2 separate regions of the Homo sapiens genome follow, and region 2 is linked to region 1. A link is an interaction called in ENCODE POLR2A ChIA-PET data of the cell type or tissue named here. Cell type or tissue: OCI-LY7. All regions are shown on one strand. Each heading gives the region's core, and the rest is flanking DNA. Links, peaks and the distances in the headings are about the cores only. Region 1 overlaps ADNP (activity dependent neuroprotector homeobox). Region 2 overlaps LOC105372661 (a long non-coding RNA gene).

Region 1 (2,917 bases), core at 243-2,742:
CGCAGTTCCAGAGGCCGGAAAGCAAGGTGTTCTAGGAACTTCTTGCTCAACTCCACTGAGTCAGAATGGTTGCTATGTCAAGCTTCTGAGTAACAAGGAACGACATGATTGGAAAGGCAGGGTGAGGATAGGATGGGGATCTTGAATGTGAAGCTGGAGTCTGCTGCCATGTCTGGTAGGCACCGAGGAGATGCTGCAGGTAACGAAGTACAGAAGGGACATGATTCTAATGGCACTTTAAGAGGATTAATCCAGGCCGGGTGTGGTGGCTCATGCCTGAAATCCCAGCACTTTGGGAGGCCAAGATGGGCAGATCACGAAGTCAGGAGCTCGAGACCAGCCTGGCGAATATGGTGAAACCCCATCTCTACTAAAAATACAAAAATTAGCCGGGCGTGGTGGTGTGCGCCTGTAATCCCAGCTACTCAGGACGCTGAGGCAGAAAAATTGCTTGAATCCGGGAGGCGGAGGTTGCAGTCACTGCACTCCAGCCTGGGCAACAGAGCGAGATTCCACCTCCAAAAAAAAAAAAAAAAAAAAAAGAAAGAAAGAAAGAAAAAGAAAGCAGTGGCTCATGCCTGCAATCCCAGCACTTTGGGAGGCCAAGGCAGACAGATCACTTGAGGTCAGGAGTTTGAGACAAGCCTGACCAACATGGTGAAACCCATCTCTACTAAAAATACAAACATGAGCTCGGTGTGGTGGCCAGCGCCTGTAATCCCAGCTACTCGGGAGGCTGAGGCAGGAGAATTTCTTGCGCCCAGGAGGCAGAGGTTGAGATCGCGCCACTGCACTCCAGCCTGGACTCCATTAAAAAAAAAAAAAAAGCCTGGAGGAAGTCAATTAAGTAAAAGAGTAGATACCAGACCTACCCAACCCTCAGAATTACCTGAGGGACCTTACACCCATGCCACATCTTCTCAATCTAAGAGGTCTGAGAAACCATCACTGCCTTAGGTATGAGATAATAGGATACTGGGGTAAGAGTAAAACGAGGGGAAAAGAAAAGGTTCACAGGTGAAGCTTATAGCCTAAGTCAAAATTTGTGCTAATAATACTATTTTCCTGGACAAAAACTTACCTATCAGCCATATGTAAAAAATTTGTACCTTATAACTTCAAACCTCCTTAACAAGAGGTAGGGTGACATAGCACAGTAAAGCTTTTCTTTGCTAGAAAATAAAGATGCAGTGGTCCACCCTACAGTTAGACAGATCTGTATTTAAATCCTTGCTCTGCCACTTACAAGCTTTGTGATCCTACACATGTTATTTAACCTCTAGAGGTCTGTTTTCTTATGGCATAAGCAGAAGGACACTATCTCATTGTTTTAATGGCAGAAGGATTAAATGAGATGATGCAAGTTAATGCTTAAGTCAGTTACCATTATCACCTTAAACCAGATGAGATACTAAAATAATCACTTTCAAAATTCTGAGTTCACACCAGGGCATAACCTCTCCAAAAAGCTCAAACTATTATGACTGAGAATCAGATGTGGTTGCCATAACAACATCTGTTCCTGTACACATTACAATGCATCATGCACAGTAGTGTTTTTATACAATATTTTACATCTGTGTGAGCCATTCATACTCAGGTTTGCATATTCTTAACAAGCTCAGTGACACTTAAAATATTTAGGCAACTGAACATCTGCAACTATCTTAAATAAACCCAGGTGACTTACAGTTATGTAGAAACATAAAGGTGTCATCTAGATTTTGCGTATCTTAAGTTTTAAAAAATATGTGGAGTCACTGGTCTTTTAGGAAGATTTTCAGACTACAAGACTGGTGCCCACAACTGGAAAACTGCTACTGTGTTGCTGCTTATCCTGATACTTTCCGTATTCAGATTTCAGGCAAGAATTCTAGCAGTGACCACCAGAATTTCCAGTACACCAGTAGAACCAGTTGTTTTCAGGCTGAACTCCTCTAAGAGTTTAAGATATGTATACAAACAGAGGGAAGATGATGCCTGAGGGACAAGGTGAAAGCTGGGCAGCCAGAGGTCTGGCCCCCCGACCCTTCATCAATTTAAGAGTTCACCTAAAATTGTATTTGAAAGCGGGGGAAGATGCCTCGGTACTTAAACAAGAAAAACAGACTGAGGATACTTTATAATATACCAATTTAGATTTAGGGAGAGTGTGAGGTGAGGAGCACTTCCCAGTTTACTTCACTCTAAACAGGTATTGCAGCAAGGCAGGGACACAGCATAAAGAGTGATTCTAGCACTCCACTGCCTACATAAGAACTCCACAGGCATACAGCCACTTGCTGTCGCTGTAAGTGGACAATCTGGCTTAAGATCAATGTGAAAAAGGGAAATAATTCACAAGTAGCCCTTAAGGGGTGCTTTAGGGGAAAACTCTCAAACTTTGTTTTTCCTCTGCCCTCACACCACACAGAAGTCGTGAAGTTGTCTTCTGTGACCAAACGTGTAGGGTTTTTTCCCAAGCAGCGGACACCAGCTGAGTATCCTCTAATTTGGTTCTGACACTGTCTACCTGGATACAGTGTCATATTCCACAAGATGGGGGCTCAGTCCCCAAAACTGCTCTCTCCTTCTTCAGACTCCAACTGTAAGTCTGGGCCTCCAGAACTTCTGACTGACACTTCAAGCTGGGGTTCCCAAGACCCCCTCCTTGAGTTCTATTAATTTGCTGGAGCATCTCACAAAACTTGGGGAAACACTTATGTTTACCGGTTTATTATAAAAAGTACAGATAAAGAAATGCGTAAGGGCACTGGGCTTCCATACCCTCTCTGGGGGCGCCACCCTCCAGGTGTGTTCAACTATCTGGAAGCTCTCTGAACCCAGTCCTCCTGCGTTTTTTTTTTTTTTTTTTAAAGACAGAATCTCACTCTGTCCCCCAGGCTGGAGTGCAGTGGTGCAATCTCGCCTCACTGTA
Region 2 (2,917 bases), core at 311-2,810, 210 kb after region 1:
CCTTCCACCTCCTCTGCCTCTGCCACTGCTCAGACAGCAGGACCAACCCTTCCCTTTTCTCCTCCTAGTCAGCCTGTTCAACATGAAGAGAGGGTGAAGATCTTTTTAACGATCCACTTCCATTTGATGAATAGTAAATATATTTTCTCTTCCTTGCAATTTTCTTAAGTTTCTTCCCTAGCTTTTCTTCCTGCCATTACTTTTGCACCAACCTAATATCCAGTGCAGATTTGAGGCAATGAATTGATTTAATTGCAGGGCTCATTTGAGCCCCTAGCATGTCTTTGTGTATGCACAATTATTTTTTCTAAACTGGTTGAGTTTGAAAATGTAATAACTTTGCCCAGACCCACACAGCCATTTTCTTCCCAGAGAATCAATGTAATTTGCATGTGTTATTCGGCCACAGGACAATAGAGCAGTGCAGCTCTTGTTGATTTTGAAGAGCTGCTGATCGCCTTGTTTGAGAAGTCAGGGCCCAGGAAGGCAGCCAGGATGATGCAGGGCTTGTCAATTTCCAGGTGAATTCAGCAGGCAAGTGGGAGCGGCAGGTGCTGGTCAGCTTGGGTTTCAACCTCATCCTTCATACGTGCCAGCTTTGAGACTTTGGCAAGTTACTTCAGCTTTCTGTGCCTTATTTTCCTCATCTGTAAAATGGGATAATAAACGACTCTACCTCATAGAATTCTTTTGACTCATAAATGAATTATTACGCGTTAAGCACTCCAAATACTGCCTAGTTCATTGTTAGTATTATTTATTAAGCTCCAAGTGGTATTTGGACTTCTTAAATGAGAATCACCAAAAGCAGGGCTTCTCAAACTTTAATGTGCACATAAAACACCTAGAGATCTCCTTTAAGTACACATTCCGATTTAATAGGTTGAAGGGCAGGCCTGGGAGTTTGCATTGGCAGGTGCAGCGACTATCGGAGGTGATAGCCAAGATGCTGTTTGAAGACCATGCTTTGAGGTTCAAGGACTTTGAGAACTTAGGGTAAAATTGCAGATTCCCAGGCCCAAGCCCAGACTGTCGGTTTCAGGACCTCTAAGGGTTGGTCCCAGGATCCAAGTGTTTAACGAGCCTCCTAGGTGATTCAAACACACTGAAGCTTGACAGGCTAGAATGAGTTAATTTTAGTGTAAGGAAGATGTGGCTTGTTCATAACCTTTGTGGGAGAGAATGTGTCACTCTGTGTTTAGGACTTAGGTTTCTTCTTCTCTCCTTTCATTTTCCTTCTTCTCTTTCTTCATTCCTCCCAGGCCAGGCAGCACAGCTCAGTGGTTAGAGCATCTCCTCTGGATTTGCCTCGCGATCTCACCATTAGCAGTGATACCTTTATGGAAGCATGTGCTATGAGAGGACTGTGAAAGGGAACCCAAGGGTTGATTTGGGAAGCTGGCAGTCATCGGCCAAATCCTGACCATCTTGGGCTGACTGCTGCAGAGGGTGCAGGTCAGAGTGTATCATCATATATGTTCTGGCCACTGGCTTTGGACAGTAGTATATGTGGGTGTTTGTTCTCCTCTGGATGATAAACAGCTCAACAACAGTGCCCTTTTTTGCTCTTCTTGGGCCTTCCCCAGCGCAAGACTTGACATCTGAGCTCATCAGTGCTTCCTGAATGAGTGAATAAAAGACGTGCTGCAGCCACTGAGTCATGCACCACTGAGCTATTGCAAGCTGAAAGGAACTCAGCGGTTCATAAACACTGGCTTTGACCACCTTAGCTCAATTCAAGTCAGCAAATATTAGTGATCATGTATCTTGCATCAGGGCCCATACCCGAAGCCACAGAAAGTCCTGGGGGCAGCCAGATCCAATAATTATAATTTCTCTGTAAGTTTTCCTATGCCTCGCTTATATTTGAAGCATGATTACAATGGAATCCAACTGGCCATACAATCAGTATTTGTAAAATAAAAACGAAATCAGCTCTACATGCTGTCATTTCCAAGATGATGTTAATGGAGGTACTCTTGTTTTACCTTCACAACCACATTAGGAGGTAGGTATTCTTATTGTCCACATTTTACTGATGAGCAAACTGAGGCTCTGAGAAGATAACTCATCTGGCACCTGGCAGTGGGGAACTTGAACCGGGGTCTGGAACTCCGCCTGTTCCATAGGCTGGTGGTAGGGCATAGGAAGCGGGTCGTGGATGGACTTGGGCAAGAAGAATAGAGGTGCAGTTCCCCTGAGAAAGGGGGAGGGATGCTGGTCATCGGGACACAGCTGAGGTTGCCACGCCACATCCCCTCCTCCAGGCATGCACAGCATTGTGGGAGGGGGCTGGCCTGTCACACCCTCAACACTGAGACCCATCAATGAGAAGAATTTCCTGAGTTTATAAAACAGCAACAGGTTAGGCAGCATCATGAGTGAATTGATCACCAAGCTGAATCTTACTTAACTCCTAGCTTTAAAATAATCGGCAGGAAGGAGAACAAAAAGCCACACGTGTGTTTACACACAGGCACCCCGCCCTGCAGGCCCCAAGGAGAGGTTCAAATCAAGGCAGCCTTTCCTGTGGGCGTGGGTGAGGTGCCCCGCACAGGAGCCAGCTTTGCACTTAGTGCAGACTAGACAGCCATGTAGTTTAGCAGGGGCAGCATTGACAGAAACCAGAGAGCTGTAAATGCCACACTGGGGTGGCTGGGCCACATGTGCTATTAACCAGACAGTCTTGTTCCATGTCTGGAGTCTGAGCACATTTTAGGCCCTGGTGGCTGGGCAGCACCCTGTGGGGACCGTTAACCACTTAGCTGAGACCCGTTGAGCAGATGCCTCTGAAATCTATGCTGGTTTGAACCCCCCCTGGGGTATTTTGTGCTCTTAGGGACACCATAGTAATTGATGTAATATGCCTAAGATGGACTGAAACTGTCTGATATTGGAATAAATTTAGCCTCACTGG

The links. ChIA-PET counts read pairs that join two places held together with the same protein. Peaks named below come from ENCODE experiments on the same cell type or tissue, not always from the same donor. Only the 100,000 strongest peaks of a DNase experiment are listed, where the experiment ranks them.
Region 2: POLR2A ChIA-PET joins it to region 1 with 7 read pairs; 3 of 35 experiments call an interaction of 5 or more read pairs at or near these places.

The regions. Positions count from the first base shown.
Region 1 is chr20:50,919,743-50,922,659 of GRCh38, forward strand. All of the region lies in intron 2 of ADNP (activity dependent neuroprotector homeobox), which reads right to left. Among named protein-coding and RNA genes, the nearest start is that of ADNP-AS1, 9.8 kb to the right of the region's middle. In OCI-LY7, for the core only: no CTCF peak of the experiment used is centred there; no DNase peak of the experiment used is centred there; H3K27ac peaks cover 1,139 bases.
Region 2 is chr20:51,126,757-51,129,673 of GRCh38, forward strand. The region is part of intron 1 of LOC105372661 (a long non-coding RNA gene); the gene reads left to right. Among named protein-coding and RNA genes, the nearest start is that of KCNG1, 110 kb to the left of the region's middle. In OCI-LY7, for the core only: no CTCF peak of the experiment used is centred there; a DNase peak (open chromatin) is centred at 1,645.